2 separate regions of the Homo sapiens genome follow, and region 1 is linked to region 2. A link is a loop called in an ENCODE intact Hi-C map of the cell type or tissue named here. Cell type or tissue: GM12878. All regions are shown on one strand. Links, peaks and the distances in the headings refer to the core of each region. The heading gives the core; the rest is flanking DNA. Region 1 holds the start of LOC105370273 (a long non-coding RNA gene). Region 2 holds the start of LOC780529 (a long non-coding RNA gene).

Evidence for each region. Hi-C counts contacts between places; a loop is a spot of excess contacts. Peaks named below come from ENCODE experiments on the same cell type or tissue, not always from the same donor. Only the 100,000 strongest peaks of a DNase experiment are listed, where the experiment ranks them.
Region 1: a loop joins it to region 2, with 2.2 times the contacts of the local background. A loop is called at or near these places in 2 of 110 quality-filtered maps.

The regions. Positions count from the first base shown.
Region 1 is chr13:78,976,084-78,992,224 of GRCh38, forward strand. It overlaps LOC105370273 (a long non-coding RNA gene), which reads right to left and starts at 7,448. Exons shown (of 5, transcript XR_942108.4): 1 at 7,264-7,448; 2 at 3,562-3,652. In GM12878, for the core only: no CTCF peak of the experiment used is centred there; no DNase peak of the experiment used is centred there.
Region 2 is chr13:78,583,781-78,599,921 of GRCh38, forward strand. POU4F1 (POU class 4 homeobox 1) reads right to left here. Exons shown (of 2, transcript NM_006237.4): 2 at 14,582-16,141. The region is part of intron 3 of OBI1-AS1 (OBI1 antisense RNA 1); the gene reads left to right. It overlaps LOC780529 (a long non-coding RNA gene), which reads left to right and starts at 12,342. Exons shown (of 1, transcript NR_158457.1): 1 at 12,342-15,839. RefSeq lists an enhancer at 12,009-12,737 and a silencer at 12,309-12,608. In GM12878, for the core only: no CTCF peak of the experiment used is centred there; no DNase peak of the experiment used is centred there; H3K4me3 peaks cover 530 bases; H3K27me3 peaks cover 876 bases.

The sequences.
Region 1 (16,141 bases), core at 4,959-12,958, 390 kb after region 2:
ATTCTCCTTTCTGTATCTACTTTGTCTTCCTCATTTTTCACGTACATAATTGATTATATTATACTACTAAGAAGTTTAAATTTAATTGATTTGAATTATTATACTTTATTAAGGAAACAGCATAAGGGCTCTCCTGACTTTTGTTGCAAGCCAGCCTTCTTTATCACACCCTCAACAACATCTCCACAAAAAGAAATCTACAACTTCTGATGTAGACTCTGGAGCTAAATAGAAAATCAGAATCTATAAGACACAGGGAAGAGAGAAGAGGGAGCAGAAGGAAAGTTTCAAGATTTATTTCTACCACCTACGTTTAATTTCATGGAACCTGAGAGCTTATTTGTTCGCTTTAACATTATTTAGCACCTACTGTATACTGGCATGAGAATCCTGAGGCTTTATCGTTTATCTGTTAGACCTACTATGGTGTTATTCAGTTGGAGAGGAGGAAAACCTCCTGGTTCCTAAAGCACCCAGGCTATGTCAGGGAGGAGTGGAGCACTGTCTCCACTTGGCCCCTATAGAAGTAAATCTTCACTTCACCACTTATCCTTGAGCAGAAGAGGACTGTAGTTGATGATTCACATGAGAGGATGACAATTCAATCTCAATTAGCGTAGATTCTTGAAACATTTCCAGGTTGAAGTAGCTATTCTCAGCCCTCCATAGGCTGGACTGTCCTCCCCAGAGGACTTCTTAGAATTCAATTCTGGCCCATGAGACCAACACCAGATCTAAGCCTAGCTGGGCGTACCTGAAGCCTCAGCATGCCCCAATGTAACATGCAGGCGTTTGGCCATATGGTGTCCCCTGAGCTTGCCGTTCTCTGATTTATGCCAGAATGGGCATATGCTGGGATATTTCAGGACCCTGAGGGGAGAGTCAAAATGTCACACAGCCAGTATGAGGTTAAGCTTCCATTTCTGTGGTTTATGGCTTAAGTAGAAATGGAACCGGAGGGGACAAAAAAATGCCATTATTGATTCTAAAGCCTAGAAGGTTGAGGTTAGGGCATATAAGATAAAACGTTTAGGTTCTCTGAGGTGTGACCTATTTATACCTGTAAAATAGCCTTCAAAAATGTCCAACAAGGAAAAAGATGTATATTTGTATATATTACCCACTTGGCTTCACTTAAGCCTACTTTCTTCATATTCTGTAAAGAGAAATATCTAGAATCTGGTTTTTAAGTGGTGCCTTTTTTTTTAAGGGGGACTTAGTAGGGAAGGGTGCTCATAGGAATGAGTCATCGCTTCAGGATTTATGCTTATTAAAAAGTAAATATAGACTTTTCTCTGTGTTGCTATTTGAACTCCCCATGACTAAGTGATGGTTTAGTTCAACCAATGTTAGATGCCGCCTATACGTAGGGGCTAAGTATGCTTCCCAGTTGGAGAGGGTTGCCCTCCCAATAAGCATTCTGACAGGCATATTGGACTAAGGACAGAGGACATCATGTGGGGGCAGGAAGGCTGCCAGATGGCAGAGGCAGAAGGAGAGAATGCATAGAAGGCCAAGTGAAAGGAACAATTTACAGGGAACTCCCCCATTTGTGGAGAGGTGTGAGCATGGAAGCATGGAGGGATAATGTGGAAGGGAGCTGTCCCAAATATTGGAAAACAGGAGGTCCATTTTCAATCTAGACCTTCCACCTAAATGAACAAGAAATAATAAATACAAGAATTCACATCAGGGAAATTGGTTTTATTCACAATTGAAGGGTAACTAATTTTAAAGAGTTTACTTGGTGGCCATGAGAAGTGTACGTTTTGGGTATAAAAATGATGCCAATTGCCAGCACTCACAGGTTGTGATGAAATGTTGCCAACTTTTTTACACACTGTTCATTTTTACCATTAAGGCCTCTCATGAATCTTAATAAATCCAGTTTCATAAAATACAAAGGCATGCTCTCTTTTCTCTTAAAGAAAGAAAAATACTAGTGAATTCATGGCCTTTTCTTTATAATGGAACCTGCAATATAAATCTAATGTTTAACGCATCAGAAATTTATAATTTCCTTTTGAATTATATGAATGCACACCACTCAATACTAGTAATTCATTTTGTTAGTTTTGATCAAAGAGTTAATTACTATTTGAATGAAACTCTACTAATGAATGAATATAAAATTAAGATCTTCTCATGATGGCAATCGGTTACAAATAAGACATAAGAAAGATGCAAATCATGAGGCTCCATTTAGGTTTCATGAACCAAGTGCTTCTAACAGGAAGATAAATACAGAGCAATATTCAAGTCCTCTGAAGCTTAAACCAAAACAATATTAATTGTATAGGTGGGGAGGGGAGAGGGGATAAAAAGAAAATGGAAACAAGCAAAGAGTTCTCAGTTTTCAGGCATAGGAAGAGGTTTGTTTATATGTAGTTGAGGACAGACACAAATGCATAAATGAATGTATATAGTGCAATCAGCAGTTATCACAAATCTGCTTGGATTCAACAGTAGAGCTGACAGAACTTGGTCAATGTTAAGACTGTGCCACCTTCTGGTTGTCATGTGTATGACAGGTGTTCATATTGTTTACAGACTAGCATTTCTGTATTATGCAAAACTTATATTGAAGGGAAACAGCAGATCCATTCCTGGTGCTGTTCACTTTCTCCCCTGGGGACTGTATTGGAATGAGAACACGATCCATAAATGTACTCCAGTGACTGCTTTGCTTGAAAATCTGAGTTTGCTTTTTAAGCTTGATCAACTGTAATGGTATATGATAGTCCAGACACAAGCTCAGACAGCACTGCAGTTGTGAAAGCAGGAGATTTGGTTGCTTGTCTTTTCCCTGGTTGCCACTTTCTGAATTTCTTAGAGCCAGAGAAATGGAGCTCCAGCAACCGAAACAAGGCCTCTGTCAATCAAATAAATCAGATGGGGGAATATACTGTTGTGTCTGCAAAGCTGCAAAATAATAAATACACGTGTAGCCTAATTTCTGTGCAACTGTTAACATGCAATTGGGGCCAAAAGATGATTTGAGGGATTATGTTATGCTTAAATTCCTCCACAGTCTCAGTCGGATCAATTATGGGATCACGGCTTTTGGAGTCCTGGCTGGATGCTAACATACCTTTGCCACCAAGCTGAGCATCCTAGCTGAAGGACTTCTAGAGGATCCATGGCCACTCATTTCATAAATGTATCTGCTGTAATTTGTATTTGAAACACTGGAGTTTGAAAAGGTAGTCCCAAAGGAAAGGTATTGTTTTTTTCATGTGCATTGCTTAGGGGTTTGTGTCTTAAAATTAGCCCTGGAAACCTTAAAATCCTATAATATTTTAAATGTGTCTAAAGAGGCAAGTAGATTTACAGAGACAGAGTAATCTTAATTGAGTAATTGTTCTTTACACTTTATCATTGTAGCCTGCTAAGTTTCTTGGGTAGGGTAGGTGGCCCTCTCCCACACTACCTTCTCCCTCTTCCCCTATTCCATCTGACGCCCACACTGCCCACCCTCTGCACCCACACATACACTCTCAGCCCTGAAAACAAACAGAAAACCAAGAATACTTTTACCCACAGAAAGAAGTGGTACTTTACCGTAATGACCGAGATGATTTCTTCGACTTTCTATTTCACCTTGCCTATGATGATCGAAACAAACTTTTTGCAAATTCAGGCTTTTCTGAATCTGCAAATAAAGTGATCGAGAATGAAATAATCGGAAAAAAATCAAAATGCAGGTTTGCTTTAAAACACAAAATTCAGCTGCTGTTACTGTCCTACATTATCACCCTAAATTGATATTGGGATTGGCTTTATGTAAAATTTGATTATGAAGAATAAAGTCTTCAAAGACAAGTTTTTTAAGAGTATCCTAATTTGTGATTACTTATCCTTCTTCATTGAAGGGTATACATGGCTGCTTTGCAGTGTTTACAAAACTAAAAGAACAACAAGATCAAAGTGTGAGGTTGGTAGGGATGTGAATATAAGATGCAAAGAAAACCACTTGAAAATTGATTAAATATCAGTGAAATTTGTCCAGGCATGGTGGTTCACACCTGAATCCCAGCACTTTGGGAGGCCAAGGCAGGTGGATCACCTGAAGACAGGAGTTTGAGACCAGCCTGGCCAATGCAGTGAAACCCCGTCTCTACTAAAAATACAAAAATTATCTGGGCATGGTGGCAGGCGCCTGTAATCCCAGCTACTTGGGAGGCTGAGACAGGAGAATTGCTTGAACCCAGGAGGCAGAGACTGCAGTGAGCCGAGATCTTGCCACTGCACTCCAGCCTGGGTGACACAGTGAGACTCTGTCTCAAAATAAAATGAAATAAATGAAATTTAGGAGCCAGCTTGAGGGGCCCCCACCAGACAAGTCTGGGACCATTTAGAATCAAAATAAATAATGACAGTAAAAGTTTGTACCCACTGGATAGGGTAAAACTCCATGAGTTCATGTTAATATAAACATATAAACAAACATATGAATGAGAAGGAAGTTTTCTAACAATAGGAAGGCAACATTTGTAATAAATGTTAAAGAAATTATGAAATTAGAAAAACCACCATTTGGCAGCCCTAATAATAATAATTGACTCAGGAAAGTATCATTAATGGACTACAACCAGTGGATAAATTTTGAGAAGAATTATTGATATAATATCATAGTTTCTCTCCACTTTTAAAGACTTGAAAGTAGAGGATCGTGGTAAATCTCCCTTTAACCAAGTGCTCAAAGTTAACATCACCAACAAATGCACAAATCTAGTTTGTGCTTCCTGAGAGAAAGCACTGATAATTAAGTATTGCTTTTGTGTTATTCCTACCAAAAGCCCAAATCCTAAATCTAACATCATGAAGAAACATTAGACCAACCTTATAATTGGCTTATAAAATGTCCCTGTCATGAGCCACAAAGAAATAGTAAATACTGTTCTAGATTTTAAAAGACTAAAGAGACCCGATGGTTAAGTGTGACTTTGTGTTTTTTTTCTTATAAAAGACATCAAGTCAATTAGCAAAATCTGAATATAAGTTGGTTGTTTAGGTAATTGTATTGTCTCAGTGTTAGTCTCCTGACTTTATTAATTGTATTGTAGTTAGATAAGAGCATTTTCTGTTTTTAAGAATTGCAAACTGAAGTATTTAAAGGGAAGGAGTTTTCATCCCTACAATTCTTACATTATTTATAAAAATACATGATAAATGTTAATATTAGGATATGAGAATTATTTGTATTATTCTTGCAACTTTTCTACAAGTCTAACATTTTCAAAAAGTAAAAGAAAATAATCAGTAAAAACAGGATGACACTGCCACATCTTTTGGCTCATAATGAGTACCTGTTCCTTTGCCAAATAACAGGTAACTAATTTTTTATTTAAAAAGCAAGTTGTTTTAGTCTTATGCAGACTCAACTTGAAACACTGAAGACAGAATTGGGAAATCATGTCTTTTCAGAGTACCCTCTTTGCATATCCAGCTGTACATCAGTTCCTTTCCTGTTTGAGTCTCACATTTTCTCTTTTCTTTCCAGCACTTTATTCTTTTATTCAAAAATCTTTTATTGTGCCCCATTTGCAACCAGACCCTGTGAATTTCTGGGCATTCAAAGATAAGTCAGACTCAGCTCCCAGGCGAAAACATACATAGCTAATTCTAGGAGAGTATGTATGTTTCATAAGTGTAACAAAGGTAGAAAAACGGAGGGGGAAAAATAGGAGGAGTCTTGGCAAAGGAACAGAAGTATATTATGCAGGCAGAAGTTGGTGGGGAGATTGAAAACACTGGGGGGTAGCAGGTGGGCAGTTTATGGAGGGATCTCCCAGTGACCCACTATTGCTGGAGCACTGGGGCAGTGGTCAGGGATGCAACGGCAGAGGAGGTAGGCGCTATGTCAGAAACTGTTTGCCCAACTATAGAATTTGAATTCTGTTACTTGGTGATGGGAAACCGTGAAGGTTTTAAGCAAGACTGTGATGTGCTTAGGTTTATTAGAAGGTTCTATGCTGCTCAGCCTCCCTGTCTAGTTCTTTGATTTATTGACTGTTTCCTCACTAAATGACTGCTTTAGGTCAGATGCTGCACAAGTTTGAGGCACATATGACCAAAAGATGTGGTTTCTGTCTTTATACAACATTCTCATTCTGGGGTCTCTGTGGCTTTTTTGTTTGTTTCCTATTGTTTCTAACACTCAAAATTGGGCCACATTTAAAGACCACTGCAAGTTGTAGTTGGTCTGCCCTTTTATTTATTTGCGCCTCTTAACCTCTCCCTAGGACTCCTAAACTTGCTGTCTTTATTAAGCTACAAGAAGAACATACTTGGAACAAACTACTGTGCAGTATAAGGCAAACTTTGCCTTTCCTAGTCAACCCTAAAGTAGCTAATTTAAACTATACTCAAAGCTTTATGCTCAATTCTAGCAGGTAATATTGAAATTATAGAATTCCCTAAAATTCATCTTTTTAATTCATTTGCTTAACAATATTCCTGTCACCTTAACATTTATCAGATAAAATAATTTTATCATTTGTAGAATTCTAAAATGTGGCTAGCCATTATTTTCAATTATTTTTTCACAATATAGCATAAGCATTTATATTTCCTGCTTAGTATACTAATTAGGTTAGTAGCCTCTGGTTCTAAGTTCTGTAGTATTTTATTTCATAATGTTTGACAGCTATCTTGTATGGAATATAATTTTCACAGTATAAATTCACATATTAGCATTATTTTTTAAGGTATATTTTTATTATAAGGGTCAGCAAGGAGGAAATACTCATAATCAGGTACAGTCATGGACCACATAATGACGTTTTGGTCAATGAAGGACTACCTATCTGATAGTGGTACCATAAGATTACAATAGAGCAGGAAAATTCCTATCACTTAGTGACAGGAATATGAGTTGTCATAATGTTATAGTGCAATGCATTACCTTTTCTGTGTTTAGATATGTTTAGATTCACACATACGGTATTGAGCATAGTAACATGCTGTATAGGTTTGTAGCCCAGGAGCAATAGGCTATACCCTATAGCTTGGGGTGTAGTAGGCTATAACATCTAGGTTTGTTTAAGTCCACTGTATGATATGAGAACAATGAAATCACCTAACAATGCATTTCCCATAACATATCGCTGTCATTAAGCGACACATAACTATGGTTTTGATTTTCTCAAAAAAACATTATTTCACTCAACCAAAGCATGCACTGTGTATAAAACATTTAGTTAGGAGCTCTCAGAGGACACTGAAGAAAGAGAGAGAGAGGTAAGAAAAAAGGTGGCTTACCTAGGAAAATATATCTGGTAGAGAACTAATACAGGCTTCTCTAATAGATATTTCCATAAGTTTTGGACTGGAATTTGAATCTTCATGCTGGTGTAAGTTCAGCCAAGTTACTTAACCACTGTGAAGCTCCGTTCTTTGTGTATGAAATGGAGATCATAATGACACATCACTGCCTCTTGATCTTCTTCTATTCACCCCTAGGCTCAGAAAACAACAGAGATTTTAAAAGTTGAAGAAAAGGGAATACACTGTCCTTGCTGCAGCTCTGGCTTCTTGTGAGTGTGGCAGTCCATGGAATTTTCCTTCCCCTTTAATCCAAAACCCAGAAGCCTCTGGTCTTCTTGAAATGTCATTTAGAATTGTAGATATTCTAGCAATCACTTTAAAATAGGTTCTGCTAACATATCAGATTTCTGCCCCAATTGTCAGTGCATAAAATAATGACATTTATGTTATGACTAGTATTCCATGAAATTTTTAAATAAGCAATTGGTTTTAAAATCCAAGTTTTGGCTACATCACTTTCATCAGAGATGCTTTACTAGCAAACAGAAAAACTTTAAATTGTGCCTATTTGGATTTTTTTCTCCTCTCCTGTTACCTCATCTCGTGTAAATACTATTGAGCAGGGGATTGACTAAAGATTTGTCACCAGGAGGAAAAAGTTGGAGAAGGAACCGCACTGCCTCATGTGCTGGCTCCATGTTGGCAGATGGTAGGAACAGAACATCACCTTTCTTGCCGTGGTTGCAAGTCATTCCCGAAGCAATGAAGAGAGAGGGTCCTGTTGAGCTCTCTTCATGGGAGACACATGTATCCTGGGATCTTGTGCATGTCATGTTGGTGTTTGTGATACCCTGACATAGTGTGCATGGCATGCTACTGTATTATAGGTGAAATGGTGTGAGCCACTTTGGGACTGGTGCTACCCTTCCCATTCCAGTTAACTTGGCCATGGTCATTAACTACTTGTGGATATGGGCCTCTAAATTAGAGAAGAAAAGTCCAATCCCTAATTCAGGGCTTACTTAGTCACAGAGAAGAAATTGGTTTCAGTGGTCCAACCTCGAGTCAGACAACCAGCATGTGGTGTAGCCTCAGGACGCTGGCCCCTCTACTCTCCTTCCTTGCTGCGTGACCTTGGGACAGTTACCTAGCCTCCCTGAGCTTTAGCTTCCACACTTGTCAGTTGGGAATGACAAAACTTACTTTGTAATAGTGTTGAGTTTTAGTAATAATCTTTTATTGAGGACCTGGCAAATGTTGGCTCTTTAATAAATGCCACTTATAATCTTAAATAGTTTTAATGTTATATCAAATAGAACTATTTCTAGTCATGTATTTTAGCAATTTGGTTTTAAGCCATATAATAAATTAATGACTTTTTTCAATTTTAAATACAAACGGCACTATTGAGTCTATTAACATTTTAGAAAAATTTATTTTCAAGATAATTTCTTCACTGGCCTATAACAATAAAATGGAAACTGATGCTTTTTTTTTAGCTGTAAAGAACACCGCCAGAGCGGGTATTATGAAACATCAAAATGGCCAGAAAAAAATGGGCAAGTGAATTTTAAAGTCTGTTTTTTTCTCAAAGGTTTTTCTTTTCTCCAAAAGAAATATATATTTTGCATGTTTAGAGATTTAATTTCTTTCTGTACAGACATTTTAGGGATATACCATGTTAGGGGTATTCTGGTAATAGCAAATGACTGAGCCTCAGCTCCTACACTGGACAAGTTTTTAGATGAAATTATTTCATATTATATCATATCATGTCATATTTATATTATATTTTAATATGATGAGTTCCAGCAGAGTGTAGCCATACCTGAATGCAGAAGGATGAATTTAATGATCCCTTGATTTCTATTCCAATTGAATGGTTCTGTAATGGAGAATAAGGTATCAAGATACCATCATTTTTGGAGGCCATTCCCTGCTATAACAGGACAGAGTATCATGTGCTGATGGGAAAGGATAACTAGAATAAAACAATTGTCAAGCACTTTCATTTTTGCAATTGGTTAGCTGCGCAAATACTTCCATTTTTCAATGGATTGTTACTCCTTAATGATAATGAAAAATTTATCATTCTTTGTAGGCTATTTTTTTCCACTATTCAAATTATAATCATTAATTCCCATTCATTTAAATAAAAGAAACACAGGCACGTAACCTAGAAAAGAGACTCTCTTGAATTTGCTTTTCCTCCCTGGTGGAAATAGGGGTTTGGGCTGTCAGGTAGACTGAATCTTAGGGACTTAAACAAACGAGGATTTGGGAGGCCACCTCCAAAGGCAGGCTCTGAAACAGAGACTCAGGCCTTTTACGTTCTGCCAAAACTAGAGTCGTTCTCAAACTGTTTTAACTTGTGATTATTTTCTCTTGTTGCCTTTTCTTTGAAAATTAATTGTGGATGTGAAATGGCCATGTTTAAATAATTCATAAAAAATAAATCCAGAGGAAAGTGGCAAAGGTATAGAGAAACCTGGTGAAGTACAAAGCAGGGGTCGAGTTAGTTGTAGTTCTCTGAGAGGTTTTCTTACTCTGGAGTGCTTAATTAGGCCTGTCTGCCTGTTTGGCCCTAGGTTGGTTTTGTTCTTTCAAGAGAGCTGTTGACCTACTACTACATTAAAACACACTGAGCAGTAGCTTCTCATGGTTCATGAAAACATTTGTAAATACTGTTATTTTGGCATTGGAAAAAAAATCATCACCTTCTGACTGAGGGAAACTCATACATTTATAATTGTATTTTTTAATGTTATAGAATAGCCATTTAGCTCTATCAATTATGCAAACCAGTTAGACAACATTGTTTAATGTAAGCAACTAAATGCCTGGAAGATCCTTAACTATAAAAACAAGAGCTACTGCAAGTTTTGGAGATTCTTCCAATCAGACAATTAATTTAACTAACTCAGCAGAGCCTTTATAAGGTTTATAGCTCCTGGAACTATTGCTACGCTTCCAGAAGCATTTTAAATGTTACATCCTTAAAACTTCTAGATCAGTTAGTTTGTGATAGAAGGCGATCTTTAGGTCTAAAATTACTTTTTTTGTGCTGATAGAGGATTTCAGTAATAAGCTATTTTTTTTATAAAAAAGAACTAATTAGTAACTCATATCCTAGAGAAAGTGCATGAGATTGGTTAGACTTTCACCATCATGCTGCCTGAGAAGTTTTACTATGTTCTTCATAGCCCCTCCTCAAATGTAAGTGAGCAGCTAGAATAGTAAGAGCAAAGTGTTTCAATGGTGCTTTGAGGAGATGAGTTAGGTTTCCATCTTCTATTAAGTTTGCTGAACACTCCAGGATTTTAAAACCAAAGCTATTCAAATATGCACTGCTTCAATTATTCAATATGCCCACTTTAATTTCCCATAAAGAATACCATGGAGTTTCCTCTTTCACATAGTACTAAATATGTTTTCATCTAATATTCTGTTATTGAAAAGAGGTCTTCAAAATTAGTGTTCAAAAAAATCCATCTGGCTACTTAAATGCAATCATGTCTCTTTTTGTTTCCCCAAGTCTCTGATGAGGAGATGTTTGTCATTTAATTGCTACCAAGGATCACAGATGATGGTTTATAGGTTTAGGCAAATTGTGGGCAGCACTTTGTTAACAAACGGAAGAACACACTGGTACTTCATAATTATCCTATAGAGCTCAATTGGCCCTTAACGGCACCTGCCCGAACAGCATCCGGGAGCCTTGTTTCAACACAAAACCTCCTTCTTGTTAATTAACCTGTGTGCACTTGTTACAAATAAAAGCTATTTGTTTCCCGTTAATATATTTGCTGCTACTTTAAATATTCATTTATTATTATGCTTGTTAAGTGAAGGGTGGAGAAAAATAGTTTGGATTACTTCCATCAGTGTGCACTGAGCTTTAAGAGATCAACAAATAGACTTATATTAGTCAATTATGTTGCTATGTGCTTAGTAGACCCCCAAATTTGCTTAAGAAAAATGAGTATCTCTCAACCATGAAAGCAATACAAGGGGCAATTGAAAAGCAAGGCATCCATGACAGTAATCAGTGAATTTTCATTAAAGGAGAATTTTCTCTGCAATTCATGTGAAGCTTGATTTCATTTCTCAATCTGCCTCATGGCTGTTTTGTATGCAAGGGCATTAAGGACTGGACATATGCAAGTAGATGTGTCTTGACTTTCCCTTTGGTTGGTTTCAGCTGAATGAAAAGAAATCATTTGCTTGCTCTTTGTGACACTTTTAGCAAAAGTAACTTGAACATTATAAGGAAATTAAGGTATAGATACCATAATATGTCAGGATATGCTAAATGAAAAAGCAGTAGAAACAATAAATATGTATTTATTTAGCATATTTTATATAAAAGCTGGAATTAAAGTAGTGATTCTTGTAGAGATTAACAAAATTATCATTCAAAATTCTACATCCTTAAATTTTGCATTCTTACATTCTTCTTTTACATTCTTAAAGTTCTGGCTGTCTAAAATTGGTCTTACATATTTGTTATTCTTATTCAAAACTCACTTTGGAAATTTTTCTAAAATTTTCTCAAGGTGAGAAATAGCCTACTTTACAAATTATTTTCAAAGATAAAAAATTATTTTATACTAATGTCAGCAAGGACTTTTAATTTTTATTTGAATAAAATAGTAAAGAGATGTAGCTTTAAAATTTTTCCTTCAGAATATTTTTTCTATTTTTGTTGCATCAACAATCATGTGTATGTGACTTCAGTTAGGTTTGCTTAACTGCATATAGAGAATTCAAAATACACGTAAATATTGATGGGAGAACAATCCCACCACCACCAATTACTTTGATTCTTCTGTTTTAAAATTGGTCCAATAATGCATTTTAGAATAGGTCAATACTGCCTGCTACATAGAGTAATATGTGTAATTTGTTTCTATTCATCATGATCACATAGTTAAGAACAATATGCTTAAAATCTCAACTTGTCACTGTGAAGAATGATATGTAAAATTAGCGAAAGAATTTCTAGAATTTCTATATGGGCATAATATTTGTAAAAGATACATGTTCTTGCCTCCTGGTTTACCATGGACAATGTAATACCTTGGATGTATTATTCATTTGTATTAATTTGTTGGAACAGCACACCTGTACACTATATTGTGTATTTACCAACACAAAAGAGACTGTCTCTGTGCCTAGGCTGAAAAATTTCTCACTGTCCCCTGCAGCACCATTCAGAAAAGAAGTTATTAGAGAAGAAGAGCATGGTTTTCATTCATGCCTCACCAAATCACTTTTCTTTTGAATATTAATTCTTCATAAGCAGCACCAGAAAATATTTATTGAGTATCTGTATGTGAAAAGTATTGTGGAGTTGTTACAAGAAAAACTAATAACACACAATATCATTATACTATTTTAAATTCAACTATCACCCCTTAGGGACAGTTAGCATCGAGGGGCCCAAGGGGGAAACATGGGGGTACATCCTCCTGCCAATGTCCTCTGTGAACTTTGCCCATTAAAATATTTAAATGCATTATGCAACATCCTCAAAAAAAAAAAAAAAAAAAAAAACACCACTGCCCTGGGAATCAGGAACCCTCTCTCTGTTTCCCTTTTGAAAGTAACACACATCCTTGTGCCTCAGTTTATCCTTTTATTCTTTCTTACCTAGCATAACTGGAGAGCCAAGGGGAAAAAAAACCAAACAAACAAACAGATTATTTCACTTGAGTACTGGTGTATATTGGACTCACATAGAGATCCTTTAATCCTTTTAGAGCCCGAGGGCTATATTTAGCACTATAATTAGTATAAAATTATTAGCTCATATTAATTATTCACCCTCATATTAAGTGGGTATTCTTATATCCTTAGAGGTTGCTTTAGTAGCAGAAAAGAACTTTAAACTTCATAGTAATCTATCACTTATCTGCACTCCTATATTTCCTATTATCCACGTCGTTCTGATTAACAACACATATGCTGCCTTGAATTACTATAAAAGATTGCATTTATTTATATAATAAATGCTGTAAATATATATAATTTATGCATATGTTCTGTCAGCCATTAATAGAAATAAACTATATAAATCTAGCACTCACATATAAACCGAGCAATCACATAGCATTATTAATAAAAATTATAACACTAAGTCCCTGTGTCTTTTAGTAATAGTCTTGTTACTTATCTGAGCCCATTTAGGCATTTGCAATTACTAAGTTCTTCTAGGTAGATACACAAAGCTTCTAATAGTTAGAGGTAGGTGTAAGCTAAAATTTTTCTCCCTCACCATTGCTATCTGATGATTTGTTACAATGAAAGCAATAATTAATCCTGCAACACTTCTCAATATCTATCAGTAAGCAGGAACACACACACACACATAACCTGTTCTGTGAAAACCTCATTATAGAACTTATTATACAAATAAATATGTGCCTACCAATTCAAGCAGCACATATTGTGTCTTTTACTGTGGAACAGACAAAATATGTTACAGGATTCCAGTGGATGAGAATTTATCATGGATTGTGGTAATGGAGGAAACAACCACAAAAGAAGTTAAACTTGAACCTGAGTCCCAAGGAAAGTCAGCAAAGACATTCTAAGCAGGGAGGAACCAACAAAAGTCCAGAGGTGGAAACATTTTAGGCACGCTCACTGTTTGTGGAATTGGACTTTTCCTTCTTCAAGCCATCAAAGTTGGAACAACATTTTGAACATAAGGAATATTATCATCAAATTATAGGTGTCTTAGCAGCCTTACCACCAAAATTAATTTATTCTAATAGGCCACATAGGCCACATAGGCATAAATATTGTAGATTTTCTATTTTATATGGGCAACTTGACTTTCAGTTCAAATATTTTATAACCTATTTCCTTAAACATGAAAGGCTATGAAAGCACCACCTATAATCCTGTTAGCAGCTCAGTGTGTTACTGCTACTAATAATGTCAAGGAGGCAATAGTCTTTTCCCCATGTTTATTCATTCATTTATGCATGCATAATCAGCAATCAGGGTTAAACAAGTACTAGGTATCCTGCTTTCTGCGAAGCCATCAGCAGCTCCAGTGAGTTGAGGGGAATGGTACTTAGTATCCCTTATCACCTAGTGACTATGATGATAGTTAATGGACTAAGATAATCATCCAAGGCTATGACCAGTGAGTGGTAGATGATACTAACAAGGAGATAGCAGGGGACATTCACTGACCAAATAACTACCCCCTCCTGAGCCCCTCACCCTGCAAAGATTGTTAAATGTTTTCCCACTGGTAAACTGAGAGACTAAGACTTCTTTTAAGGGTGGCCAGAGTGCTGGCTCATTTTGACAATTTCTAAGAGGTAGGCCTACCTAGGACTCTCAAGCTAAATTTAAAATAGAATTGTGATGTACAAAGTAGAAGGTCAGTGAGGTGACTCTATCTTCATATAGTATTTGCACTTATTTTGTAAGGCCATCAGGAGAATTGGCAGGATTGCCACCTGTCCTTCTGTCTGCATTATAAGAAAGCTGAGCTTCTGACTTTGAGGTATGCTACTAGGCTGATTATATGCCCAGATTTGATCAGGACAGTCCCAGTTTTTGTCAGTTGCCCAGGTGTGTAATTATTAACAGCACCTTACTTTCTTCTTAAAAGTGCCCCGCTGACACAATAAATTATATGGTCACATTACTACTAGCTGACTTCACCCTTGGATAATAGCTATCTATTCTTATCAACTATTTGGGAAGGAAGGCTTCTGATAGGTTAAAATGTTTCTAACCAAGGAGAACTGCTATAGGGGTTTCTGGAGCTAATTATGTGATACTAAACACAGTTTGATCAGCAGAGCTATTAATACATCAGGGAAATGAATTACCATAGCCCAGTGGTCGAGAGCACAGACTCTGGGGCCAGGCTCTCAGGTTCACATTCCAGTGCTGCCACTTTCTGCTCATGTGACCTTGTCCTCCCTAGTCTCAGTTTCCTCATCTGTAAAGTGGGAATGATAAGAGTACCTATCTCATACTGTATCAGTCCATTTTCACATTGCTAATAAAGACATACCCAAGACTGAGCAACTTACAAAAGAAGAGGTTTAATTGGACTTGAAGTGGCCCCTTTCAGCCACAGTTGGAGCAGCTGGGACGCAGGGCACCAAGTCCCTAGGCTGCACACAGCATGGGGAACCTGGATGCAGCCGATGAAACCACTTTTTCCTCCTAGGCCTTGGGCCTGTGAAGGGAGGGGCTAACATGAAGACCTCTGACATGCCCTAGAGACATTTTCCCTGTTGTCTTGGGGATCAACATTTGACTCCTCGTTACTTAAGTAAATATCTGCTGCCAGTTTGAATTGCTTCTCAGAAAAAGGGATTTTCTTTTCTATCGCATTTTCAGGCTTCAAATTTTCCAAACTTTTATGCTCTGTTTCCCTTATAAAACTGAATACTTTTAACAGCATCCAAGTCACCTCTTGAATACTTTGCTACTTAGAAATTTCTGTCACCAGACACCCTAAATCATCTCTCCCAAGTTCAAAGTTCCACAAATCTCTAGGGCAGGGGCAAAATGCCACCAGTCTCTTTGCTAAAATGTAACAAGAGTCACCTTTGCTCCAGTTCCCAACAAGTTCCTCATCTCCATCTGGGACGACCTCAGCTGGGACCTTACTGTTCATATCACTATCAGCATTTTTGTCAAAGCCATTCAACAAGTCTCTAGTAAGTTCCAAACTTTCCAACATTTTTCTGTCTTCTTCTGAGCCCTCCAAACTGTTCCAACCTCTGCCTATTATCCAGTTCCAAAGTTGCTTCCACGTTCTCGGGTATCTTTTCAGCAATGCCCCACTCTCAGTACCAATTCACTGTATTAGTCTGTTTTCACGCTGCTGATG
Region 2 (16,141 bases), core at 7,884-15,883:
TCTCCTGAGAAGCCTTTACTATGGTAGAAAAGATAGGAGCACATGTCATTACAATAAGAGGAAATGTGAGATAAGTGACCAAAGAGGATTTTTGTCTTAAAAAATCCTAAGTTTTTATCTAAGAGTTTACAAGTAGATTCTTCTGAGCCAGAACACCATGGAAGGTTTCCTGGCATGATGACATATGAGATTCAAGGAATGGGTATTATGTTCAAAGCTCAAGACTGGGGAGAGAAGATTACATTTTACAGTTTAAAATATTTTATTTACCTTTCCCAACACTTATGCATTTGTATCTTCTGCAGCGAATGATAAAATTTCTTTTGTTTTCAGAAGTGTCAAGATAATTTTTTATTAAAATAAACAAATAAATTCGAGAAGACTCAGTACTCATTCCAGTTGGCATTTTTGAAAGTCTAAAATACCCATTTTAATGGTTAACGCCAAACATCAAATCCATATAATCCCTGAGCAAGTGTACTTAATCATATTCTAAAAAAAGATATGTCTCCTTTTCAAATAACAGAACAAGTTTATTTCTATTTACGTATATCTGGCTGGAAACAAAAATGATCATAATTTAGAGAAAATGTTTAAAACTCTGAAGCATGAAGTTTTGTGGAGCTTGTATTGTTTCTCTCTCCCTCCCTCCCTCTCTCTCTCTTTCTCCATATATATACATATAATTCTTTCTTCAATATCTGCCTTGGGTTAGAAGTAGAAGTTTGGTGGTAAAGGTGAATCCCATCAAAAGACCCGTAGTAATACAGGAATTCAAATATTATTTGTTGAAAGTAGAAAATAAAAAATATAAATTAATAGAGCTTACTGAATTCATCTAATTCATACACACTTCTAATATGCTTATGGTAATTTCAATTATCATCTTAAAAGAACCCACCTTGCAGTACCAGATAATATTGGGAAATCAACAAACTAAAATAGTCTTAGGAATAGTGAATGTATATTCCTGTTTGCAAGCATATAAAGGATAAATACAGACACCTTGACAAAATATGAAGAGTTCAGGAAACAGAAATGATCTTATACAAACTAATGTCTAACCTGGGTCCTATTCTGAGCCTCTCAAATGTGTCTTGCTAATATAAGAACATGCATTGGCTCTTTTAACTCTGAGAGTAACTGAGAAGCCTCCTTCACAGAACTCTAAGGAGCTTAGAATCACCTTTCTGACCATCTTTTCTGCTTCTATATATCCTCATAAAATATTTACTGTTCTTCTGAATGACCACTCTGATTATCCTTAGACTCCTTTCAGATTCCCTGATGATGTCATGGAAATGTTAAACCCATTATGCTAAGTTAGGACCTCCATCTGCAGTGACCTCTTGGCACCCGCTTCGAGGACAGCATGATATTTTTACATAAAAGTTAGTCTTCATTCAAATCCTCGAGGCCTGATCCTGAAAAAACACTGACAGCTCAATCAACCCTAATAAATACTTAACTAGGTCCATGAAAAATAATAATAATACAGTTTCCAAAAAAATCCATTACACATTTACAATTGAGTCATAAAAATGTCTATTAAATGTACAATTATTTTACCACATTTTTATTGGAAAATAACATTTATCCTAATTTACAGGTTTAACCCAAAGGTGGTACATGACATTCCTTTTCATTAAGCTATTGGAGGAGTGATGAGTGACGGTGCCCAGCTCTAATTATCTTTAACATAGTGTTTCAAATTGATCATGCATAATGCAATTACAAATCATAATTAAATTAATTTATATTGATTTAAGATTTTATAAGTTGTTAATTACAGTACAGTATATCTATTTCCACAAGCTAACAATATTTTCAAACTGCCAAAGCATTTCCTTCTTTTCCAATTTCATTCTCAATTAAAAAGTTCACAAATTTATACCTACTTTATGTGGGTAAGGGCTAACTTCAAAACTGTAAAGGCAATGTTGAGTATTTATAGAAGTTTTCTCCAAGAAATGATGTCGTATACATTTGTACATTTAGGATCATCTGAATTTAAAAATACATCTATCTCAGAAACACTTTGACCTGCTCCATCTGCTAACCACTCTGTTTGCCATACCTGCCTTCACAGCTTGCTAGTATTGTCCATGCACATAGTACTAGTTTCTCAATACGTGTTCTGATTGAGTGACTGACTCGGGAAAACCAAAGGAAACCAATGTAAATGCAAAAGTCCTTTCCTGCAACTGATGGTTGCAGAAGAATCTGGAAGCCAAGGGGAAGCCCAAGCGAACGTTGTCCTGGCAAGAAAGCCTGGGGAGTTGGACTTGTCCACATACTTCCCTTCTCTTCTCACCCAATCACATTCGAGAAATAAAATTCCTTCAGAAATCTCTACATCAGAAGGCAAAGTGGACAATCAACGAGTGGATAATCCACACAATCCAAGAACATTTCCTTTCTCTTGTTTCTCTCTAGAACTAAAGGAGAGGTGGAAGAAAGGAGGGGTGTGAGAAAGGGAGCAGGATGGATTGACTCTGAAAGCCCCATCACTGTTTTTGCGACAGAAACAAATATTAGACAAATGTGTCAATTCACTCTGACCGGTTTTTTTCACATACTAAAGAATTATTCCTTCACCTTCTCATACCTGAACTATACATCCAGTCAGATTTGTGGCATGACCCACAGAAACATAACCTGGTCCTTCCACTCTCCACAAGCCTTGGAACTGGGGTTAGGGTTATGTGGATTGTTGCTCTCAGGCGGCTGAGCCTAGAATTGAGGATTCTTCCCGCCCGGCCACGGTGCCTTTCTCTGAATGTGTTAAATGCCTTAAGGTCCTACGAAGGGAAAATGAAAATTTGAAGTAATTAAATTTAGGAGGGCAGGCTTGGAAATGGAAGTGACATGTTTATGAGAAAGGTACAGGAATGGTTATTATAAGGTATAGTTTCCCGGAACCCAGCATCCTCCCTGTAAGGACTGGTCACTAACACTATGGGCGTGCACGCTCTAAGCAAGTAGAGGCAGGAAGTCTGCGAAAAGCCCCAGACAGCCACTGCAGTGCCAAGTGTGCTGCTCACTAGCGACCCCTCTAGGTCTTAGAGAGAAGAGAGCTCATGCAGAAGAGTACTCGGGACCATTGCCGGGACGAGAAGCCCATCAGGCTGACTGCTCCATTAGGGAGCATCGCAAGCTCGGGGTGCGAAAGCTTCCCCGCCGCCAACCAGCCAGCCCTGCCCTGTGTAGACGGGTCGCCAGAGCGCGGCGCAGGGATCGAGCTCCGAGTAGCCCAAACGGGGAGGCTCAGAAATGCACGGGGAGAGCACTCCCCTAATCATAAGACAGGAAAAAAAAAGAAAGAAAGAAAAGAAAGAAAGAAAAGAAAAAGAAAGAAAGAAAGAAAGAAAGAAAGAAAGAAAGAAAGAAAGAAAGAAAGAAAGGAAAGAAGGAAGGAAGGAAGGAAGGAAGGAAGGAAGGAAGGAAGGAAGGAAGGAAAGAAAGAAAGAAAGAAAGAAAAGAAAGAAACTCGAGGTCTCGGGGATCCCAAGCGTGAAATGAATGGGAGAGAAAGGTCTGAGGAAAAACATGCGAACACCGAAACTCAACTGGAACCTGCGCGGGACTTCAAGGAGCAGAAAATCCAGCGCAGAGCTAGGGCGGAGGCAGCGGGGGGTCAGAGACCCTCCCTGTTTATTGATCACCTTTGGCATGAAATATCTTGTATATGGGTTCGGACCATCGCGAAGGTTTCAGACACAAACAAGCTACAGCAACACTTTCTCTACGCATCCCCTAGTTATTGAATAGCACACACACACACGCACACACACACACACAAACGCGCATCCCTGAGCAAGAAGGCAAAAAAGAATCCAAAACTTGAGCAGGTCGCCAGGCCCTTTTCCTCTCTCAGCCAAAGTATGCCCAGTCTACATCCCCGCCCCACCACCCCAGCCACGCGGGCGGGACTGCGTCCATAGGACGCACCTCGCAGATACTGCAGCCTCCCTCCAGTTGTTCCAGCTTCCCGAGGCCCCAGTTGTTTCAGTCCCATCGCCAACTGGCAAAAGCAGTTTTCTAGTCTGCCTTCTGAAGACGTCTCTTTTTATCCAAGTACTTTTGCCATAATATATGGGTAGTGTCTCACTTTCCCCAACTCTACAATGGACTCGAATAGACTGTTTTGTCTTTCGCCAAAGATTTGAGAAAGATTCTTGAGCTGTGGAGAGATTTTTGCACTAAAAAGATTCTTGAAGGAGAAGGAGTAGGAGAGAAGCAATAGAATATTTTCAAGCAATATCCAAACAGGCTTCTAGACTGGAGAATAAAATTAATTCAATAAAATATAACACATTTTTTTCCTTAACTAATAATACTCAGAGATGGTGATATGGATTTCATTAGACTTGAGTTACAGTTTGGTTGTAGACTCAAGACTGCATGAATTCTGTGTGTGCTGTTCCTGGGATTGGGCTGAAGCCTTACCCTCCAGGAATTAGAATATTTTCGGGGCAAGGTTGGAGAATCCATTAATAGAAGAATTATTTTTTTTAAAAAAAACTCTTGTTTTAATAAAGTCTTGCATTTGAGGCTAAATTTTAGTATTTGTCTGAGAAAAGTGGGTGGGTTCGGTTGTGTGTGTGTGTGTGTGTGTGTGTGTGTGTGTGTTTTCCTTTTGGCATTGGTATGTGTGATTTGCAGTCCAGGTTGTTAAGTTTCCAAGCAGGAACCAGTTAAAAATGCATGGATCCTATTATATGTACAATTTAATCACAAGGTATTTAAAATAGACATTTCCATCTAAAATCCAATCTGAAATCAACACAGTTCCTCCAGGCATTAGACGTTCATCTCGATTTTGCATTTGTAAACTGGGAGAAATAAATGTGACTTGTGGATACCAAGAGGTCAAGTACGGCTGCTCAAATATTTTTCTTACAAAATGACGGATTTATTAGACAAATAAGTAGCCCGGCTGATGCAAAACCCCCAGTGATTGAATTTTGACGTTAAGTCAACAACAACTCGAACTACATCAGTGGTTCAAGATTTAGTTATGATGGTAGAGATTACTGAACAAATAAGAGCCAGAAATGAATACAGATTTCTGAGGATCTGCCCCTGGCACCCTCTTCTTGACATTCTCCTCCATATGCTCCCCCTATTCATACTGTATTATAATTAAAGGACTTAGCTATGCCTTGCGATTGGAAAGGAACTTTAAAATAATTAGGCATATTTTCCTGTTTTTTTTTTTTTTTTTTTTTTTTTTTAAAGAGCAGGCTCAAGGAGAAAACCAGTTGAGTTTCATAATAAATTCCTTCTTGGCCTGAAAGTCACCCACCATTAGAAGGGAGGTAGCATTCAGTGGGTGTTTTTCTTTCTCTCTCCCTTTTTCAGGTTTTATTTTCATTAAGAATTTTGATAACCTGCTCTTTCTCTACCCCAGCCCCCACCATGCCCCCATGCCTCTTCCTCACTTTCCTATGAAACATCACTTTCTAAAATATTTGAGGACTTAGGCTTTATTTAGTATCCCACAGAAGATCAGAATCCACTGCTAAATAATTAAATCGCCGGTAGATTTTTAGGAGTATTTAGGTTTCACCTCTCCTGGGTCAATAGCTGCTCTCCCGCCCGCTCTCCCCTTGACCCTCCCTGGAGCTGGCCGCGGTGCTGAAAACCTTGCGTGACTCTTGTGAAAAGGGAGGGCACCACTAATGGAGGATTTGGAGGAGTTACTTATCTTTGCTCTTCATGAAAGGAAGCTTAAATAATTGAGACTACATTTAAACATAAAGCAGTTCATTTCTCATCTTTTCATGGAGAAAGGGACTGATCTGCTCCTAGTGTGAAAATCTGCCTTTTATTTATTCTATGTGTAACTTCCTTATTGTAGTGGAATAGTGACTCAATTTTCATTTGACTCTTGTGGAGCCAGCCAAGAATCCATTCCTTACACCTTCTTCTCTTATTCTGTGATTTTTCAGTTATAGTTTGGTTCCCTCTAGTTCATGGAACTGCTTATTTTGCAGGGACAAATCTATATTTCATTTTAAGAATTCATCTGATCAAGGGCTTGAAACAATTTCTCTTTGCAGATAGAAATTTGTTCTTTGGGTATCCAGGCACAAACCGCTAGAGGCAATAAAGTGGTGCCAGATTTTTATCCTAGATTTTATTTAAATACAATAATAATCCCACTCTGTAAAATAAGTTGTCCATCCAAGCTTCTCTCCCAGTTTGCCATATATCTCTCCCATGTATGCATGTACTGCTAATTTGTACAAATGTTTTACTTGTGCTGGGTTCTAAATCATCTATTGCTTTGGTTGCTCTCCTGATAAATAAACCTGGACATCCAAAATTACTAACCATCTAATAGTAACAGAATTCACTAAGTAGAACGAAATGTTTCATAATTATTTTGCCACTACCCACAATTAAATAATAAATTGTGAAAATGAAGCTCTTCTATTAGGGAGGGGGATGTCGTTCTCTTTTCTTCTTCCTTTTAAAATACTGAGTAGTATCTTCAGTCTAACAATACATCTGTTTACAGTTTGCCTGAACTTGTTTCTGAATTTATATTTCAATATGCTCTTTAGGATGCAAAATTCCTGTCAAATTAAAGAGTGCTCATGTCTTGCCCGCTTCTAGCAAATCACTTGCAGCACCTAATAAATCCAGCTGGGGTTCCTTCCATGGCCTGATGCTGCTGAAATCATTATTGTCCTGCCTTGTTTCATGTCAGAGGCCTCTTCGCCTCATCTGTCATGAAACCAATTTCACTTTATTTACATCCATTTGCTAGTTTAATTACTGTGCTGATGAATAGCCTGAAGGAATTAAGTTATGAGTCTTTGGAAACCCAAAGCGACAGATATATGGGCTACCTTTTAACTACAGGGAAAGAAATGAAGGCTAATGGCATGCACCAAAATTTAAAGATAATAAGTGTTTCTCCCTACCTGCTACTGTTGAAATTCAGGATGATTCTTTCTTCATGTATTCATCATCTCCTGGATGAAATATAGTGCTTTAGAATCTGTCATATTTACAGATTGACTTTTAGAATCTGTCATATTTACAGATTGACTACAGTTCTCTACAACACAATTTTCTATTTTTAAAATCTTTTTTTTTTTTTTTTTTTTTTACTAAAAGAGTCACAGATAATTTACTAGCCAAAAGCAGTGGTGTTTTTAATTAAAAACACCTCTCAATATTAACCTGTCCCTGTAACTGAGCACTTACTTCTATATAAAGACAGACAGGTTCCCTTGTGAAAATAAAGAATATTTAATACCTCCCATCTAATACATAGTACAAAGTACTCCACTTTTATACTGTAAATATTGTAATAGATCGCACTATATAATTTTTGTTTCTTATTGAGTACAATTTCACAGTTATCTTTTTTCAAGTAATCTTGCACTTTCTAACACAATTATCTTCTTTAATGTATTTTTGAATCATAAAAACATTCTGCTGCCTGTCTCTTTTACATATCCAATACAATAGAGCACTATCAGTCTTTGTTAATGACACAGGGCGTATGGGGTGAGTGAATAATCTGTGTTCTCAATATATATAAGTAGTCAACATTTACATATGTATTTTTTAAATCTAAGGTCAATAAACTTTTCAATAATTCTATTATCTTACAAATTAACTACTGCAGTGTAAGCCTACTAATTATGACAATATTAAAAAGTCATTTTCAAGGGTATTCTTTCTTAAATGCTATCAATAATTATAGATTTTTAAACTTAAAAAGTATTCTTGTGGCCCATCATCACTTACTGCCAATTATAACAATAAGTAAATATGCTTGAATTGACTTTTTATTTTATATTTTCTCTATCCTCAGGTAGCATTGCACATGAAAAGAATGTAACTTTTAAATCCAAGAACCTATATGTTTTCCTTTCATTGCTCTGTTTCTGATATAGGTCTGATATTTTAAAATCTGTACTTCCACTTGATTTCTCTAAAAAGAATTAGTTTAAGACACATGACAAATATGGTCATTATTTCAAGAAAGAATTCAAATATTTTTCTTACACACTTAGTATACTTACTCATTCATGCCCTCTCCATGCTGAGTATATAATTACATCTAATATTGTGCAAACTTTCTAAACTAGTTATTTAACTGAAAACAATTTTAAACACTCAAAGGCAAGAGATATTACTAAACAACAAAGAAATGAAAAAGATGGAACTTTTAATGTTTTCTCATTTCTTCTCCTTCTAAAAAAATTAAGTACTATTTTCTATCCTGTATATTTTGCAGTTTCATTTATCAAAAAGCCAGCCTAAAGGAAGAAACAAAAATCTTAACACATTACATTTACTCTCAGAAGAACTAAAAAAAGTGAAAACTCTACTGTCCATGCAAATATATATTAATAATTATATATTCATTACAAATCCCCCAGGCACCTCCCTCCATGACCTTCTTACATCCCCTAAACATACAATTTCCGTATTCTCCTCCCACTACTTTTAATAAAGCACATTTACCAAACAATGTACATAACAAAAATAACTTTTGTGCCATCAGAGTCTTGCCTATAGAAGTTTTGCAATAAAGCAAACCCAAATAAGACCTTTCAGGTAAAATATCCATCTATTTCAGTAGAACCAAATGCTATGCTAATTACTTAGTAGACATTTATGAACAGTCTTTAACTCGACAGCAAAGAAATTTTATTGATGGAGCCTTCTTTAGATATTTTTATTCATTTTTTATTTAAAAAATGAAGACATGTGAGTTTTAAATGCTTTTTCTTTTCCCCTCCTCCTCCCCCATCTCTCTCATTCTCCCCCCTTCTGAAGACCCTCTCTTTCCTCTCCAGCTCTTTTTGATTAATAGATCCATGTGGCTAACGGCCTGACATATGGTGTGCGAAGCAGCTTGAGATAGTACCTTAGGCATCCCCTACGGCCATTAACATATTAGGGGCTTATGTGCAGTCAGACAGTCAGACCTCATCGAGAGCCAGCATTTTCAGAAAGGCTGAACCCCAGAGCTGTTTGATAGAGAGTTTCAATAATGCACCACTCTTCAATTTTAAGGGAGTTGCTTCTGGTGCTGAAACACTGGGACAGAACCAGAATAAAGTTTAGCAATAAGACTCAGTTACATTCAACAGCAACAGTAAAAAATGCGCTTACATCTGTTTGTATATGGATATGCACGTGGAGGCACAGCTTCAAGCTCACAAACATACACCAGCTCCTGAGTATTATCAGTAAACAGGCAATGTCAGCTGCCTGGATTTATTTTGTTTAAAGATTTATTTTGCTTAAAGTCTTCTTTATACCCAGAATACTAGCATTGCAGTAACAGTTCAGTTACTGATAGAGGAGATTTAAAAAGCAAAAACAAAACGCAGCATCATATTTAGAAAGACACTGCTCTGAATCATGTAGTTTGATTTTTTCTCTAGTAGAAGAAATTAGGTGCATTTTTACATCTGTCGTAGCCTCAAAACAAGAAAAACAGGAAGAAAGTAATGAAAATTTAACGTTAAAGAATGTGATCGTGCTTTAAATGCATTTACAGGTCAAATCCATCGAGAGGTAATCAATCTTATTCCGCAAAATCTGAAAGTTTACAAACAAAAAGTCTTGACAACTCTGAAAGGTGGGAAAAAAAACTCTAGGATGGGGTAGGGGTGTGTGTTTGTGTGTGTGTGTGTGCGCGCGCTCGCTCACGTGTGTATTTGTATATGTATTATTTGTATATATACGTATATAAATTTGGGACGAGGGAAATGATATTCAAAATCAAAGCATATATCACACTTTAAGGTTATTTAATTCACTTTAACCTCGTAACTGAAGCTTGAAATTCGCTTTGCCCATGTTCTTCTCCTTCCAGCCTCCTGCTGATAAACCACTGTACCCCTTTTGAACTGTACTCTAGCTGTTTGCTTGGCAAATAAATGCTGTTCCGCCCTATTAAACCTTTTAGGTAGTTTCATCTTCGGATTTCTCAAATACAGGACTAATAAGGAGGTGCTTTGATGCTGTTTTACTTTCAAACTATAGCCCCAAGGCGTTAAAACGTGCAAAAGGTAACTGGAAAAGCAAATTGCCACGAGCAAGGCGCACCCTCCCTTTCAAAACCGTTCCAACCCTCTGAGTGCACTGCGTGGAAGCCGAAAATCTCCCTGTTCCTGTGCAGAACCACGTCCCGTTGGCAGCCCCTGGGGTTCTGAACCGGTGCCACAATACCAGGGGAGTGAGGAGAAAGGAGGCACTTTTAAGTTTAAAAGCCCTGGAATCCCTTGGGAGAAGGGAAAGATGGAGGTAGGGACCGGAAAGCTTTCCAAAGTTGATTCTGGGCAAACAAATATCAGGTGAAGATTAGGAACCGGCAACTTGCTTAAGCAGCCAGTATTAAAACTTTTGCATAAGGCGTGGCAGTGGTGCGCGAGAGAGCCCGCTTCTTGGCTCTAAGGCTGATTTCAAGCCTCCGGTTCAGATTACACTTTGGAAAGAAGACCCCGGCGCGCACTCCCGCGTCGAATACAATGGACTCCCTCTCCCCACAGTCAACACACACACACACACACACACACAATCCCTTAGTTTAATATAAGCAAATGAAACAATTGAAACAAATCTGTTTTATTTAAAACTGGGATGAAAGCGTCTGTCGCTCAAAGGCGTCACAGTCCGTCACATTAAGATAAATTTTCAGAAGAAACGCAAGCCCTCGGGAAATACCTCTGCCCAGAGTCAAATGGATCCTACCTGCTTTTTTAAATGCCTGCATTTCCATTGCTAACTCATACAACACATTTTACGATTGTGCAAAGTGCAGGACAGTTGAGCCCCAATGTCAGCCTCAGAGCTCCTTGTCACATTCAGCTTCTTTTTCTCTCTCTTTCTTTCAACACAACGCTATGGTGAAGTCACATAAGTGATCAAAATTAACATAAATCACTATTAGTTATTAGGATTTGCTCTAAATTACACTGTGAATATCGTACCAGCCCCATCTGCCGCCCCTGCTCTCGCAGCAATAGATTGCAGATAAAATAAATGTCCTTACCCCATTAGAAGGTTCCTGTCTCTGTAGCCAAAAGCCAAACAAAAGCAATAAATACCGGGCTTTTTCTCTCCACTATTCAGCTGTGACTCTTTTCATCAGCTCTTCTTCTAGAAAAGCTCAATAGCTGCCTGAAAATATTGCATTTTATATCACCAAAGGGCGATTAATATTGCATTAACTGTATTTAACATTTTTTAAGCGCGAGTAATCTGCAATGAGTTAGTTTTCTGTTAGTAAGGACAGGGGGTATCAGAACTACTGCAGACCACTTAAGATATCCGTACGATTGTATTATTTGTCTCACACGTAGTTATATATATATATTTAGAGTGTACCGCGATGTTTGAAGTGGAAGAGGCCGTGCTAATGGCCTGCTTAAAGTATTCTGACACTGTCTGGAGACAACCAGGTCTCTGCCTTCATTAAAATGTTTATTGTCAACATTTGGTGGGGGCGGGGAGAAGGAGAAACTGGTTTAAGTGAATTTCCACGGCTGGAAATTGACAACACTTTGTTTTATTCTAATCTATGTCTACAAAAGTTTGTATATATTATACTGCACTGAGGCCAGGCGTAAGAGTTATCAAACAAACTTTTGTTTGTAATTCCTTTTACCTGATCAATGCGAGGAGTCTCTTCCTCCACCACTCCTTTTGACAACTTTCCTTCCACGCTTTTTTTTTTCCTCAATCGGAAAGCAGCTGTCTTTCGCCAATGGGGAGGGGACTGGGACACGGGCGCTTCTTCTCTCCAGCCCTTGGTTCGCCGGAGCAGGATGCTGGTCTCAACACTAGGGCTATGTCGGCTTCTCACCGAACCGAGATTTTCAATTTCAGCTTTGCGATTCAGGATTCCACTTGAATTCCCCAGGACGAAAGCCTAGCGGCCAGGCTGCATTTCGCCCCGGGTATAAATCCCTGCCGGATAAATTCAAATCTGTAGCAGGGTTTTGGTAATATGCATCTTAGCAACAAAACAAAAACCAACCTCGTATGCCTTCCAGTTCTTTTTAAAACGTGTACGGCAGTTGTGAAAGTTTTGTGGTGCTTGAGACTGTTGACTTATGCAACTGGGGAGAGGGTTTTTTTAACCGCTTTGAGATATTGGTCCATCCCTTTTCTCTCAGAACGTCCTCAAGGGCACGTAAGAGTTGGAGGTGACCTCCGGGAGCGCCTAATTTTGAGCCGCGGAACTTCGGCCCACTTCTCCGAGGGGACCAGGCGCGCGCCAATACGCATGTGCGGGCTCTGAGCGCTCAGAGCGCGCCTCTTCCTTCCCGGCTCCCCGCGGTGCGCACCCGCTGGCCACTCTGCGCACGCGCGCCGGGTGCCCCGGCCTAAGGCCGTTGACCTCGGGTTCTCCCCGGCACAGTCGAATCCACGCCAGGGCCCTCAGGCCGGTAGCTGTCCTGCAGTCCGAGCGGAGCTGCGACCTCGGGCAGCTGGAAGCCTGTGGGCTGCTGCTTCTCCAGGCAGGCGGCGGAGGGATGCAGGCAGGATGAGCGGCGGTCCCTTCGCCGCCACCCGGAGAACCGCGGCTGGTGCCCTTGAAGGCCCTGGGATGCCTGGGTTGGGTGGGTGAGTGAACGAGAACCCTGAGTGAGTGAGGGGAGGGCGGGTCCCCTCCTGGCTTCAAATTCAACCCAATCAGCTCTGCCGATGGTTTGAAACTGCACACGCCGACCCACCCGCCCCGAAGTCTGAAAGTTATGCCCTGGAGACCTGCGAGCTGCGGAGTGCAGCTGGAGAGGGAGCTGCCCCACGAGGAGGCCTCCAGAATAACTCCCGGAGTCGGAACAGCGCTGGGCTGCTGAAGTTTGCAGCCTCCGGATCCGCGCCCCGCCCTGCAGATCCACCGGATTTCGGGGAGGGAATCGGGGGGCTGCCCGTCCTCCCGTAAAGCTGACTTGACAACAATTACGAAAGTTTTTAATTAGCTCCTTGTTATAATTCATTTTATTTCCAGAACTCTCCGACCATAAATTATTCAAAGAGTAAGCCAACCCGAGCGGGGCGGCCGCGCGCCTTCCCCACGCGCGCCGGGCTGGCTCTGGCCGCTCAGCTCACCCGATGCCCCGTGAGCCAGCCCCGCGCCAGAAGCCGCGGTGGCAGGAAGGTTTGATCAAACATTAAATAACGTAATGTTTGCGACAAGGCTTATCTCACAAGTGGAAAAGAGGACCTCGCGAGAATTAGAATTCGGCTGCTATTTTAAAAAATCAATTAAGCTTGCGGTCTTTTTTGAAACAGCTCGAAAGGACTGCGTGGCTATCATCGTGGCGCTAAGACTGAGATGGCAATAACACCGATGGCAGAACTGTACCAGTATTAATTGTCATCACCTTTATCATCCCGCTGGCCACCAAGGCCGTTCGAATGGGGTGGGAAAGGCTAGTTTTAGCCAGGATCAGAAGCCCCAGTTCCAACTTCACGGACGAAAAACTGCGAAAGCCTATCAACTTGAAAGATGAGTAGGGATACTTCACGCAGGTGCCAGGTGCTATCAGGAGAGGCCGGGGCGGCGGGGCAGAGGCAGAGGGCAGGGATCGCTGAGTGAGTCCTGCGGGCTTGGGGCGCCCTGTTCTCTCACGTGCGCTGCCACGTGTAGGAGGAACTGGACCGAAGTAGTCTCAGTATCACAAGAAAACAAAAATCGATACAATCACGGCAGTGGGTGCCTACAGTTTATTTATGAAACTGTAATCGAAGTTGAGAGCAATTTCAGAACACGCATTAAACAAAAATTATTCAGAAGTTAGTTGATGGGTCTTGAGGACATAATTTTTTTAGACCTACAGAAGGAACACGACCTGGAGCTAGAACTGGGGAAAAGAGGAAATTTAAGACAAATGGATGGCATAAATGTGGCAGATGCTTTAATGCTTATTTGTCTTTTGCTTTTCCTATTCCACCCCCGCCGCCGCCTGGATTTCCTGAGAAGCTGAAATGCAAACGGAGCCCAATTTTCCCACTCTCTCAAACTTATTTTGAGATTATTCTTTAAAAGAATCCGAGACACACATTTTATCATATTCACCCCAAAACTGGTGGAGGAATCCGCTTAGAGTGAACTTCTCTTCAGAACTAGAAAACTTTGAAAGGCCAAACTATCACTCATTGACACCCACTTCAATGATAGTTTGGCCTCTTCAGGAGGTCCCTTTTTGTTTTTTTTTCATGGATTGACAGTTAAAGGCGTCTTAGAATAGTCTTACTACTCCTTCAAGCCATATATAGATTCGCTTACCAGAAAGCAAAGCATTTTTTTTTGTTTTGCACAGTTTCCTACTACATAAAATAGGAAATTCATTTTCATGATGTTTTATTAACATAATACTCTTATTTTTATGTGGTAAAGGTTTTATTTAAAGCAAATTCTTAAATTCTTAATACCTACATTGATCATTATTATATAATACACATGTGTTTGCCTGCAACATTTCTGCTTGAGGCAGACTTTAAAAAAAACCCTTTGTAAATCTTTTCATTTGTTCTGTCCTGTTTTTCCAACAATGAAATCCAGTCATACTTTTCTATAAAATAACGGTTTTTTTACAAATGCATTTTATTTAAAACTGATGATGTTTCAAGTCAATAACAGCAAAAACAAATCAACTTTTTATGGAAGAGTTCTATGTTTAAAAATACCTCTAGTGCTTTTTTTTTTTAACATTAACAACTGTTTAAAATCGCAGCTTTTAAAATGTACTATTCTTTTTGAACATCAAGTGTTTTCCTTCACAGATTTGCCGGTGAAATTAAAAAGATTTGGCTAAAATAAGATGACTTCAGATGATATAATCTCAACTCTTAAGAAACTTTGTACATTTGGCATCTGATCTAGTCCCAAGTCACCAAGAAATAGAGGCTCTCTAGTCACTGTGGAGCAGTAGGTGGCACACTAAATGTTTTAAAATGTATTACCCTCCAAAGAAAAGCCATTCAGTTACTAGGTGTTTTTAGGGTAGAATATCACATCTAAACCTCCAAATTCCTCTGTCCCTGACCCTAAATTTAAATGTTTTTTGGGTGCCTGGTTATTTATTGGTTTTCACCACTCTGGATCAAGTGCTGTGGTTTAAGAGTTTCTGCAGTTAAAAAATAATAACTTTTATAAACACAGGCAACTAATATAGAATTCATTTTATTTAGAGCACCACTTTTCATGAGTTATCTGAAAGTGAATTCTGATTCAGCAAAAAAATACATCATTCTCAATCTCTCCCCTTTTTGTCCCCCTTCAACACCCTACCCTCCCCCCATTTCTTTGTGTTTTCTTTTTGTTTGGTTGTTTGTTGAAAGGTTCTACCAGGACCTGGCCCAGTATAAACACAAAAACGCACCCAAATCATAAAACTGCTCTTCTTTCAGTTATGTTTTATTTGTAAGTGTACTGGGACACATCCCCCTGTTGTATTTTGGCGCATAGAATTGGTTCTGATAGAAGTAAGGGAGGAGAAAGGTAAAAGAGAAAAAACATAACCAAGGAGAAAGCTCAGCAGACATACATGGACAGGTAGATCAATCCGTGAGACATTTCAGGATGAACACTGGCAGTCTGTTACCACTGTGTGAATGTGTGCATTAAATAAAATATTTACAATAATCTTTTTTCCTTTTTCTTTGAATACAAGAATATGACAAAAATGTTTTCAGTGGAAACAGGCAGTAGACTGTGAAATCGCACTAGCCACAAAACGGTCTACCAGAAAGCTAGCCCAGTTTAGTGCTCAGTTTCAAATGCATAGAATGTTTGCCCTGCAAACAATGATATACAACATAATTAAATAAATAATGCCTAACCAGAGTGAGACCTAATTGTGTTTCTTTCCACACCTTTCAGATCATGCATGATTTCAGTCTTGTTAATCGGCAGGTTTTTTTTCTTTTCTCATTTGTTCTGTTTTCAATGTTTTAGTTATGATTAAAGGATGGTAACAAACCATCTCTACGAGAGATCCAAAGAGTATCTTGTACACAAAGCAGGCATTTTACCTAACCACCTTCAACTATCTTAATTTTTTAAAATCCACCAGCAGCTTGTAAGGTACCTGATTATTACTATGAAATACTATACATGATTTTCTATTTGGGAGACTGGTAGTGC